Regions from separate parts of the Mus musculus genome. Here region 2 is linked to region 1. The links are chromatin contacts, found by Hi-C or POLR2A ChIA-PET in ENCODE. All regions are on one chromosome and are shown on one strand. The core of a region is the stretch at or near the end of the contact, and the rest is flanking DNA. Distances in the headings are between cores, read along the strand shown.

What was found. A loop is a pair of places that touch in the nucleus more often than their neighbours do. ChIA-PET counts read pairs that join two places held with the same protein, here RNA polymerase II (POLR2A).
Region 2: a loop to region 1 is called in a map of gastrocnemius, with 8 times the contacts of the local background. The contact joins the enhancer-like site here to the promoter of Fntb in region 1. A Hi-C loop is called at or near these places in 18 of 37 maps with a recorded cell type or tissue (Patski, adrenal gland, gastrocnemius and 4 more). POLR2A ChIA-PET finds 5 or more read pairs at or near these places in 4 of 5 experiments (Patski and embryonic stem cell).

Annotation. Positions count from the first base shown.
Region 1 is chr12:76,834,673-76,841,116 of GRCm38, reverse strand. It overlaps Fntb (farnesyltransferase, CAAX box, beta), which reads right to left and starts at 3,650. Exons shown (of 12, transcript NM_145927.2): 1 at 3,466-3,650. The coding sequence starts at 3,609.
Region 2 is chr12:76,875,744-76,881,791 of GRCm38, reverse strand. All of the region lies in intron 4 of Fntb (farnesyltransferase, CAAX box, beta), which reads right to left. Among named protein-coding and RNA genes, the nearest start is that of Gm46357, 11 kb to the right of the region's middle. Within about 2 kb of position 2,327, at least 1 of the 3 ENCODE cell types and tissues checked has a DNase peak (open chromatin) inside an H3K27ac peak, as active enhancers do; it is gastrocnemius, where a contact is called at or near this core.

The sequences.
Region 1 (6,444 bases), core at 2,401-4,900:
AACTGGTCTAGAACATCAGACGCCCTGAGACTGGCGGTACAGACAGCTGTAGGCCACTTTGTGGGGTCCTGGGGACTAAACCCATGTCCTCTGGAAAAGTACCTAGGGCTCTTAACCACAGAGCCATCACTCTAGCCTTCAAGAATTTCCTGAAGAAAGTGAATAGTGGAAAGAGCTCTTTCCACTCCTTACAGGTTTTACTCCTGTTATTAAATTCTTAATCACTGTTTCATAAATGAAGGTTTCCAAATAATGAGATAGACAGCGATCGCCAAGCATTGATCCTTATTGCCATGACACAAAACTGAGCTGTCAGTAAATCCTCGAGGAAGCTTTGGTCAAAACCAAAAGATTCAAACGAACAGTATGCTCGGTAAACAATCCCTCCTCCCGGCAACGTCGTTTCTGACCACTGTACTCTGTTACCCACCAACCAGACAATTCTCTGAGCCTCTGCCTTCTCTGTCAGCATGTGTTAAGGACTGAGTGACACACTGTCAGGAGAACATTCGGAGAGCATTTAGCACTCAGCTGGAACCAAATGAATGGTCACTGTGGTGATTAGTAAGATGCAGAGGAAGCCATAAGAATGAAATACCGCGTTATCTTCTGTCTTAGGCAGGGTTTCTATTGCTGCAATGAAACACCATGACCAAAAAGCAAGTTGGGGAGGAAAAGGTTTCCTTGGAGACTTACACTTCCAGATCTTAGTTCATCATTGGAGGAAGTCGGGGCCGGAACCTGGCGTCATGAGCTGATGCAGAGGCCATTGGGTGCTGCTTATTGGCTTGCTTCCCTGACCTGCTCAGTCTGCTTCCCCATAGATCCTAGAACCAGCAGCCCAGGGATAGCCCCACCAGCCCAGGGATAGCCCCACCCACAATGGGCTGGGCCCTCCCCCATAGATCACCAATTGAGAAAATGCCTCACAGCAGGATCTCACCGAATCTTTTCCTCAACTGAGGCTACTTCCTCGCTGATGACTCTGGCTTGTGTCAAGTTGACACACAAACCAGCCGGTACATCTTCCTCCTAACTGCAACTCTTCATCCTAGACTTTTAAAATGTGAGCTGGAGAGCTGCAGAGATGGCTCAGCAGTTAAGATAACTGACTGCTCTTCCAAAGATCCTGAGTTCAATTCCCGGCAACCACATAGTGGCTCACAACCATCTGTAATGAGATCTGATGTCATCTTCTGATATGTCTGAAGACAGCTACAGTGTACTCATATACATTAAATTTTTTTTTTTAATGTGAGCTGTGATACTGACATAAAACATAAGACTATCATACCATTGGGCTTGTATCTGACAGACACTCTACACTGACCTATCAGGACTTAGCATCCTCCCCAGCCCTGGCCTTGGCCTGGCTCTTTTCAGAGCATCCTGTGTCCATTTTTTTATTGCTCGTAATGCCTACTCAGAAGTTAAGTTGTTTTATCCTTATAGGAACCAAGCAAGGAAGGAACTTCAGCGGTCTACTGAAAAACAGTATATATAATAGACAACAGATCAGAAAACTCACGATGAGATGTTAACTCTCAACACAGATGGTTTTGTAAGTGACAGACTTAACTCTGATTCTGTTTTCTTCATTAGCATCCTGTATACCCTTATCTGCTAAGTCAGCGTTTCTCAACCTGTGGGTCATGACCACCCTGTCACAGGGGTCGCCTTAAGACTATTGGAAAACACAAGCTATTTACATTATGATTCATAACAGTAGCAAGATTACAGTTGTGAAGCTTTTTAAAACAGCTTTATGGTTGGAGTGGCCACAACATGTGGAACTATAGAACTATAGTAAGGGTCACAGCTTTAGGAAGGTTGAGAACCGCTATTCTAAGTCAGATCAGTTAAAGATATAAATGGTGTACGTGTGTGTGTCCTGTTTAACCCTGTAACTTCAAAAGAAAAGGCTTGTAGTTGTCTTATCAACTACAGAAACACCGCTCTACCCAAGTAGTAGAGGCACATGTTCTAGCCCAGAACTTGAGAGGCAGAGGCAGTCAGATCTCTATGAGTTCGAGGCCAGCCTGGTCTACGGAGTAGTTCCAGGCAGCCAATGCTACACAGAGAAACCCTAGCTCGAAAAAACAAACAGACCAAAAAACCCCAAATTGCTCCAAACCCTGCAAAGATTCTGAAGATTTTGTCACTGATGAAAGATTTCTTTGCAATGTTTTATAAAAGTCTTCTGTGGGACACAGTTAACTAGGTTAGAGAGCTGAAGCCAAAAAGTTCCCTTTATTACCCTAAAGCCCACAAGGCATTGACTCAAAGATTAAAACAGTCCCTCTGCTACTAGGTGAATAACCATGTGTCCAATCCCTTGTTCTGTTATGAATCTTTAGGGCAAGAGAGATGGCTCAGTGGGTAGAGGTGCTTCCTATGCAAGCCTGCCAACTTCAGTTGGATCTTCCGAACCCACATATTGTGTGTCCTGGTATCAACACGTACAAACACATGCCATACACACATTCGCACACATAAAAACTGAAATTTTTATACAGTCATTATTTGCTGCTAGTTTTGCCTAAATAGAGGCTCACAGCTTTAAGATAAGATGAAGCCGGTCCCTCCACAGTTAAGCCTGAGTAGTGATCTTAGTAAGATCTTATTTTAGTAAGTGGCTGAATGCCTATTCCTTAGCGACAGGACTCATCCTGACCACTTCTAGTAACAGATGGGTAAACAGCTCTACAACAACCGATTTGGGAACAATTCCAAATGGAGAGTGAGAAAAATGTAAGCTATCAACTCACTACTCACACCTTAAAACACTTTTCAAAATGGCATGTCTGGTACACTCTAGGCCTTAGTGAATCACAAGCAGTTCAAACTCCATACTTTTTTGTGCTTTCCGAACTATACAGTTTTCCAGTCTGTCTTGCCCAACCAGGCTCTTGCCTAGGGGCTGTTATCTTTTTCTGTATTTCCAGCGTTCAACAGCAAGTGCTCAAATGGTTACCCACCACGAGGTAGGCCTCAACCTGACCCAATAGGTCAGAAATTAAATCGATTTAGGGATGACATGACCACAGTCCGGCCGTTCGATCCCCTAGATGTCCGGAAACTGCGAACATGTGAAGAAAAGTGAGCGGTCGGTCCTAGAACCTCAAGACATCTAAACAGAACGGAGCGGACTACCTGGTCCGCCCAGGCTGCTGTGGACTCCAGACACGAAACAAGATCCTTTACAACGTCCGAAGCAGAGAGATCAGGGGTACTGTCCTGTTCTCCAAACCCAGCCCTGACAACAACCCTCTCCTACCCAAGTAAGCCCCGAAAACGCTCCACTCGGAAGCCCCAGTCTGGGCGCCTAGAGCTCGGGGGCGGGGGCGCAGTGCACTACGGGAGTTGTAGTTCCATGGAGAGTTTTGCCCCGAGACGGGCTTACAAAAGGGACTCCTACTCCCAGAAGGCCCCGCGCGGGCGCCTCGCCCAGTCCTGCCACCTCACCTGTTCTATGGATGTGACTGTTTCCACTGAGTCGTCTTGCAACCGCTCCCGCACGTGCTCAGGTCTCAGACTATACAGCGGTTCTGACCAAACAGGGGAGGAAGATGGAGGACAATAATAGGTGAAGGAACTCGAAGAAGCCATGATCGGGAGAGCTGCGAGCGCTGTATAGGACTCAGCTTCATCCAGCAACAACGCGCATTGAAACTCGAGCGGGCTAAGGCGCTACGGAAAGTCCGTAGAGTCAAAAAGATTTTGAACGCGAATCTCTCCTCCCACCTACACATCTTCAAGAAGTGAGTTACTGGGATACTGCCGCCCCCCGTCGGACAGATGAGCTGCTGCAGGAGATCAGCTTTCTGGAGAAAGGAGATCTAGGATGCCTCGGTTCGTTATGCAAATAATAAAAAAGAAAACGTCAACGTTTCGCTCTCGCCTAATTGTAATGCAGTAGCTTGCGATTTCAGCTGTTCAAGAACCCTAAGAATGTAACCTAAAAAAAAAAAAAAAAAAAAAAAGCATTTCTGACATCTCTCTTGAGTACCTCAGTCACGCTATTAACTAATAGAATTACCATGCACCTTTGGGTCCTTGACAGCCTCTTAGGAGAAGCCTCAGCTTTTCTGTGCATTAGCAGAATTGCAGGTCTCAATACTCAGAGATAGAGAAATGTAGTACTGTAATTTTCTCCTTTGGAGGTTACAGTGCAATGGCAGAAACTAAAAGAAACTAAAATACCATAGAAGAAATGAGTGTAAATGCATCATCCAAAGAAATATCAACAAATATTCATGGAGCTCCTGCTACTTGTTCCGTGCCAGAGCCCAGGAATGCAGAAGTGAACAAAATTACAATGCCCTTTTCCTTAGATTACATCTGAATTTCATTTTTGAGGAATAGGCAGAATTAAATAAGTGAACATAAATATTTGACAGCTTCCAATTATGGTATGACAGAAAATAATAATAGAGTCAGGCCTGGACGGGTGGCTCAGCAGGGGCTGCAGCGCCACAGGATTCCAAGCAGCCACCTGGAGACTTACAGCCACCCATAACTCCAGGTCCAGAGGATCTGACGCCCTTTTCTGGCCTCCACAGACAACATACACACAAGTAATGCACATGTGCACATGCAGGCAAAATACCCATACACGTTTTTAATGTTACTGTTTCATATATATATACATACGTATATATTTGAAAATGATTTTTTCATGCAATATATTCAAATCACAGTTTCCCTCACCCAAATCCTCCCAATTTCCCCATCCACCCAACTCCACATCTTCTCTCTCTCTCTCTCTCTCTCTCTCTCTCTCTCTCTCTCTCTCTCTTCAGAAACAATTAAACAAAAAAAGGAAACAAACTAGAACTTTAAAGAAAAGAGAAGGCACAGTAAATACAGGCTCACACACAGAATGAAATTTTTCGAAATTAGAAAGGAAAGAAAATAAAAATGTCTTTGAAACTGACAGAAGAAACTGAGTTCTAATTAAATTTGGTGGCTGAGCCAGACCCTTCTTTCTTTAGGTCTCTTAAGCTGAAAACCAAAGTAGTAGCCATCTATAACAAAACAATGAAGGACAGCAAGAAGACAGAACGGCATTTGAAGGAACATGCCATAAATATACTTGTGCATGCTTCGGTTAATTCTGATAACCCTTGAATGAGTATATCCTTATATACCTCACAAATACAATGTTAGAGTGGTGATTTTAGGAAAGCCCTGTGAGGCTGGAGAGACAGCTTAGTGGTGAAGAACACTTGTTGCTCTTACAGAGGACCTTTTTATTTCCCATCACCCTAACTGGCCACTCACATCTGCCTTCATCTCCAGCTCCAGGGATCCAATGCCCTCTTTTGACCTCTAAAGTACATCTGTACTCATGTGCATCTAACCACACACAGACACACAGGTGTAATTGAAATCTTTATGGGGCTGGAGAGACGGCTCATTGGTAAAGAATATTTGATGCTCTTGCAGAGGACCTGGGTTGGGTTCCCAGAACCCATGTGACATTTCACAACTACCTGTAACTCTTTTAACTCCAGTTCTAGGCTTTTAAACACCCTCTCCTAGTCTCTGCAGACTTTCACACACACATGGTACATATACACACTCAGGCGCGCGCGCACGCACACACACACACACACACACACACACACACACATACACACACACACACTTCAATCTTTAGGAAAAACCTACCACATTTGGACAGCAATAAACAAGGATTTTTTCCAGGATTTACATCAACAGAACTAAACCAGGAGCAGGAGGGTGGTTCAATACAACTTGTTGGACAAGCTTGAGGACCAGGGTTCAGATCCAAGAAGCCACATAAGTGGTGGGTGGGTGTGTTATCTGTCTGTAACTCCAGCCTCAGAAGGCCAAGGCAGAGAGCACCCAGAACAAGCTGAACAGCTGGGTGAGTGAGTTCTGGGTTTACCTAAGAGACCCTGCCGGAATGATTAAGGTTGAAGAGCAGGTAAGGCTGATTCCTAGCATCAACCCCAGACCTTCACGTGCACATACAAACATGTGCCCACAAACATACAAAGCCATGCATACCTATGCACACCACGTGCACATGAGAAAGGAAAAAAACAACCCCATCAGGATAAAAGGTTCAATTATTTAAGATGAGGGGTTGTGGGGAAAGACAATAAATGTCCCGGGGCTGGTAGTATAGCTCAGTGGAAGTACCTAGTGTGTGCAAGGTTGAGTTTGATCTCTACAACACATACAAGGCACATGTACTCTACTCCCTGCTCAGAACATTTTAATACTCTCCTATTCAACCCCAAGTCACATGTCTAAGATCATACCTATATAGAATTACACAATTGGTCATCTCTCCCTTCTGAGGCAAACAGTACTCAGATTCCAAGTGTGAGATGGAGACTCAGTGCTGGAGGCTTCATATGGGTATACACTATCATATGTCCATCTTTTTAATTTTCTTACTTTTTTTTTTTT
Region 2 (6,048 bases), core at 1,078-3,577, 42 kb before region 1:
GCCTTAGTTTTTAAATTTCATTTATTATAGTTTGAGTGTATGATGTCCACCAGACATTTATTATAGTTTAAGCAGTACATGTGTGTATGATGTCCACCAGGTATGTGGAAGACGGAGGACATCTCTGTGCACTTGGCTCTGCCCTCCCAACTTCACAGGGGTCCCAGGGATCAGACTCAGGTCATCAGGCTTCTGGGTAAAGGCCTTTACTGGCTGAGCCACCGCACTGACCCTATTGTTGGTCTCCTTGCATTTCTTGTAATGGTTAGGCTAACCTAGACTCAGAACAAAACTGTCGCCAGTGGGGATGATGAAGGATCCAAAACTATGTAATTAATGTCAAACAAGCAGGAAATAAATCAGAGCCCAGTGAGAGTAAAACAAATGAAGTAGGTACAACTAGCAAATAGCATGCTGGGGTCAGTGCTGGGGGAAGGGAATCGTCTAAATACCAGCTCAGACAGGACTGGGCACACAGTAGAGGAGGGCCTGGTGCCTAGGGCTGTGAGATACGGATAGTTCAATAGTATTCCCATTCAAGGTGGCAACACAGCATTGCGAAGAACTGCACCTGGCTCTAGCCTCATTTTTTCCAACTAAGAAAATTCAGATTATACTTGTAAAAATAGCTAAATATTTAAAAAAAAAATACTAAAGTGGGAATGGGAGCAAACTATTAAAAGGATTAAAATTATGGCAAACACAGCGAGGAAGACACCCAGCTGCTTTCTTCCTAGTTCAAACTCTAGTAAATAACAAATAGTGAGACTTGTCTATAGTAAGAACAGCTTAGATTAGACTTTAAAAATATTTCTGGGGCTGGAGAGATGGCTGCGCAGTTAAGAGTACAGACTGTTCTACTAGAGGACCCCGGTTCAACTCCCAGCACCCACATGGCAGCTCACAACTCTCGGTAACTCCAGTTCCAGAGGCTCTGGTGCTCACACAGACATGCAAGCAGAACACCAATGCACATAAGAATAAATAAATTTTAAAAAAATTTCTGGTCTTGGGATGTGTGGCTTGGTGGTAGATTTTTGCCCAGCAAGCACAAAAGCCTGGGTATAATTTCCAACACACAACAACAACAACAACCAATAAAGCAAAATAAAACGTGAGCACCAGAACAGGTTACCACAGAGACTTCAGGCCCAGACCAAGTTCCAAGGACGACGGCAGTTTGGGAGGGAATACAGTCAGCCATGAGCTGACTTACTTAGGAGGAGCTGCTGGGCGGATGCTGGCTTCTTCCAGTAATACTTCCTCCAGAGCTTAGTCTACAAAGCAGCGATAGCTCAGTGTAACACAGGGCTACTGCCTCAACCAGGTGGAGCCCAACAACGACCAGAGGCCAGAGCTACCCACCGTCTTTGCTAAACCCATCCAGACAGCAGCTGTTTGGAAAGCACAGTCAAGTTTCAAGTGTGTTATGCAGAGCAGGGTTTCTCCCCATTGGCACGACTGTCATGGTCAGTTTCCTGTTTTGAGATTTACCCCATAGCCTCCTTGGCCTGTGCCCACTAGATGCCAACAGAACCTGGCCCAGAAAAGTACCCAGAATATTGGGTATGATGTCACCACTGAAAGGTAAGGAGTCATATGACCTATACTTTAATTTTAATTTTAAAGGAGGGGCTGGGGTTGCAGCTCACATGGTAGAGTGCTTGCTTAGCATAGGAAGTTTCCCTATGCTAAACTCACCGGCACATTAAAATGACATGGTGGCACACGCCTGTAATCCTCCCATTTCAAAGGTAAAGGGAGATGGATCAGAAGTTCAGGTCATTCTTGCATAACAGTGTCTCTGGTAGCCCAGGATGGCCTCAGACTTATGTAGCCAAGGATAACCTTAAATTTCTGATCCTTTTGCATCCATCTCCTCAGGTCTGGGATTACAGACATGCACCACCACACCCAGTTTATGCGACACTGGGGACTGAACCTAAGGCTTTCTGCATGTTAGGCAAGCACTCTATCATAGAACTACATCCCGGACTTAAAAGCCCCGTTTCAACCGTACACCGGGCTCCCTGTGGTTCTCACTTTGCTCTGTGAAGGGGGTGGGGGAAAGGTTAGTAGCTGAGCATGGGAATCACATTAAAGAAGTTTCCTTCAATGCTAAGCCAAGCAGGTGTCCACTCCAAAACTCACTCATTCGTTTTATGTGAGCACACATATAATTTTATGCATAATCTCTTAGGAGATTCCCTACCTCTGACTTAATTATCCTTGAAACAGTTGACACCTGCAATACTAAAGGCCTGGCCTTGCTGGCCTCCTCAGCCATCGCAGAAAGTCAACCAACGGTGATTCTGTCCACTAGAGGGACCCCGACTTGTTCCCTAAACAAATAAGCTGGAGAGAGAACAGACTGGGGAAAGGAGACAAACCTCTGTGCATATGCAGCTGTGTGTGGCACAGGGACAAGGGCAGCAAAAGCAAAGCCCCCGAGCTGGAGCTGGAACCCCACCTGCAAGGTCACCTGGGTATTTGTAGGAGGGCAAACAGACCAACCACATTTGAAAGTGGTCCCTTTCCTTGTGTAAGAAAAACGAAAAAGAGCTGCAAATCTGAGGACTAAGAGACACGGAGGGGTGAGGGAGGAAAGGGAATGGCAAATGGTGTAATTATGTTTTAATTTTAAAACTTAAGAATTATTTCAAAAAAATAAAAATTTTAAATTAAAAAAAAAAAAACAACAACAACAAACCACACGGATCTAGGTTTTCAAGTGCAAGTTCTCATAGTGTATGGACTCTGACTGTCACTTCTCTTGAGGTCTTGGTTGTGACCCTTGCCCTTTAGTGGCTAATCTATCTCTCCAGCCCTGATTTTTATTTTTCTAAAAATAACTTTTGTAAATGCATATGTTAAGTACATGTCTTTGATCTCAGCACTTGGGGGGATAGAGGAGGTGGATCTAGCTCTATGAGTTCGAGGCCAGCTTGCTCTATAGAGTGAGCTCCAGGGTAGCTGGAGAGACCCTGTCTACAAACAAACAAATAAATAAATATCTTTCAAAATGTAGGGAATCGACATTTGAGTATAATAATGAATAAAAGGATAAACCTAAAAATAAAATAAATAAATGAAAGGGCATTATCCTAGCTCAGATCGTCTGAAAAACAATCATTACATTTTTAAAAAAACCGGTAAGATTTCTCTGGATCTAATAAAAATAGTCATTTCCTTCCAGTCAGTGCTACCAGGCTCTGTTCCCAATAAGCATTAGCTGGGCCATCAATTAATTGCTGCTTAGGACAAAACAAAATAAAGCATCACTACAGGAAAGCCTTGAGCCATTTAAAAGTTCACTAAACTGGGGCCATCAAGAAAGTTCAGGGTGGAGGCTGGAGAGATGGCTCAGTGGTTAAGAGCACTGACTGTTCTTCTGAAGGTCCTGAGTTCAAATCCCAGAAACCACATGGTGGCTTGAAACCACTCGTGATGAGATCTGATGCCCTCTTCTGGGGTGTCTGAAGACAGCTACAGTGTACTTATATATAACAAATAAATCTTAAAAAAAAAAAAAAAGAAAGAGAGAAAGAGAGAAAGAGAGAAAGAGAGAAAGAGAGAAAGAGAGAAAGAGAGAAAGAGAGAAAGAGAGAAAGAGAGAAAGAGAGAAAGAGAGAAAGAGAGAAAGAGAGAAAGAGAGAAAGAGAGAAAGAAAGAAAATAAGTTCAGGATGGAAAAGCACTTGTCACATAGACTGACAGTGAAAAGCTGGATATAAGGATTCAAATCCATGAACCCAGCACTCGTGCATGGAGCTGGGGGGTGGACACAGAGCCGCCCCGGAGTTCCTGGGCCAACCAGCCTAAGTATGCTGAGCCTCAGAAGCAAGAAGCAGACCCTGCCTGAGCGCCTGAACAATTACCAAACCTTGTCTCCTGGCTTCCACATGGGCACTGTGGTACATGCATGCCCACCAGTGATCTACACACTCATGTACTCATCATACAAATGAGAGGGTAAGAGCACTTGCTGTGAGAAGTGTGGGCACACACGCATCTCTCTGTCTCTGTCTTTCTCTCTGTCTCTGTCTGCCTCCCTCCCACTCTCTCTCTCTCTCTCTTTCACACACACACACACACACACACACACACACACACACACTCCTTCATTAAATTAAGATGTGGTATACAGCCTAATAGTAGGCTTACCCAACATGCATAAAGCCCTAGATTCACTCTCATACTGAAAAACAGAAACTAGACTTTAAAGTTCATTAAAGTAAGCCAGGTATGGTGACTTACACCTGAAATCCCAGCACTCAGAAAGTGAAGCAGGAGGACGCCATGAGTTTGAAGCTAGCCTGGGCTACATAGTGAATTTCTGTCTACAAAGTGAGATCTGTCTCTAAAACTGTTAATACACTAAAAAAATAAAGATAAGGTTTATTAAATCAATGCTCAGAAGAACCATGAATTAAATACTTTCAAGGCAGTTGTAAAATAAACTCTTAGCCATTGATTATTAAAATGGTTCTTGAAATTGAGACAAATTGACTATTTTCAAAATATCCACTTTTGAAGTAGAAGGAACAATAAGGTCTCACTATATAGCTTTGGCTAGCCTTGAACTCCCTATGTAGACCAGGCTGGCATCGAACGCAGAGATCCACTTAGCTGATTAAAGGCGTGCACCCCCATGCCCAGCTACTTTAAGTAAGATTTAAAGCATCCCTTGGCACTGATGCTGTTCACTGTGACAAGGTCTTTAAAGAGGCCTCTCCTCCCATCTGGAGCTCTCCTTCCACCCTGTGTGTCCCGGGTCACACTCAGGCCTTTGTACTTCAAGGCAGGTGCCTGCGGAGCCATCTCACGGCCCCTCTTCCTATCTAATACTGACACAAAAGCAGCTAACACTGACTTTCTCAGAGAAGTGGCCCTGAAAAAGGACCTTCTGTGCAACCTAGAAAAACAAAGGAAGCTGCTGGTGACGGGCTCCCACTGCAGGAGCCGCCATCTTGTCTCTGTACCCAACGCGGTCTGTGTCATCTCTCAGGCCTCCACGGGTCTCTCACAAACTCCTCCTTCCCATCCCTTCTCTAATACGCATCCCTCCTATTCTAGCATACATCCTGACAGTGCGGGCGTTGGGTGGGGGGCTTCCCAAAGAACCCCCCAGCCCCCAACTGGTATTTCAAATACACCCTGGCCTTTATTTTGACAATTAAATTCCTGTGACTGCAGAAACTGAGTCCAACTCCACTTCCAGAGCTGGAAGCAAGCAAGCTTGTTGCAATGTCTGGATTATAAAAACAAGACATATTTTCCCTCTGTCACAGAAATATGAATTCTAAGGGTTAATGGCTTAATTCTTTATTATCTCCTCCATCCACATTCATCACAAGACATCCTTCCCAGGGAGGCGAGAATGAGAGGTTATTGTTAAAAGAGAATGAATGAGACAATGTAAGTTCTGTTCTTCTGACCTGACAATGTGACCAAGGCAGGGGCTCTGGGACTAGGGAGGGCTCCAGCGAGCCTCCACGAGTCTTGGCACAGCTGCTACCTTCTGCTGTGGGAAAACCAAACCTGGCTCAGGACACTTGCTTCCCAAACTCCTTGCCCTCCAGAGTACAAGGGAGTGGGGGCACACAGCCCAGAAGACACGCTCTCAGTAAACCCCTTAGATTCAGTTCCTGGCCGTCCTTTCCTAGGTCTGGTATTTTCAAGGTTGGGGGCAGGGTCAGTTTTTGTGTTTGTTTTTCTTAAAATACGACCCGTGATGAGCACGAGGTGCCACTTTACAAGCTGCACCTGCACCAGCAGTGTGGGGCACCGCTACGTTGCTCACATGTCTTGTCATCAATCAGAGGTCAATGAGACTGTGAGTCTCACACGGCACTGGTACCCAAGACAGTTACCCACCTAGTCCTGTGGAGAGCTGGCCTGTTCCCAGCCTTTACACCTCCATGGAGGTGTGTAAGGAAGGTAAGAGTGTTTTGATTCACAGTAGTACATGCTTTCCGTGGCGTTTCGTCATAACTGTCAGGCATGATGGTGAGGACTTCTTCTCAAAGGTCAAAGCCAGAGTACATGG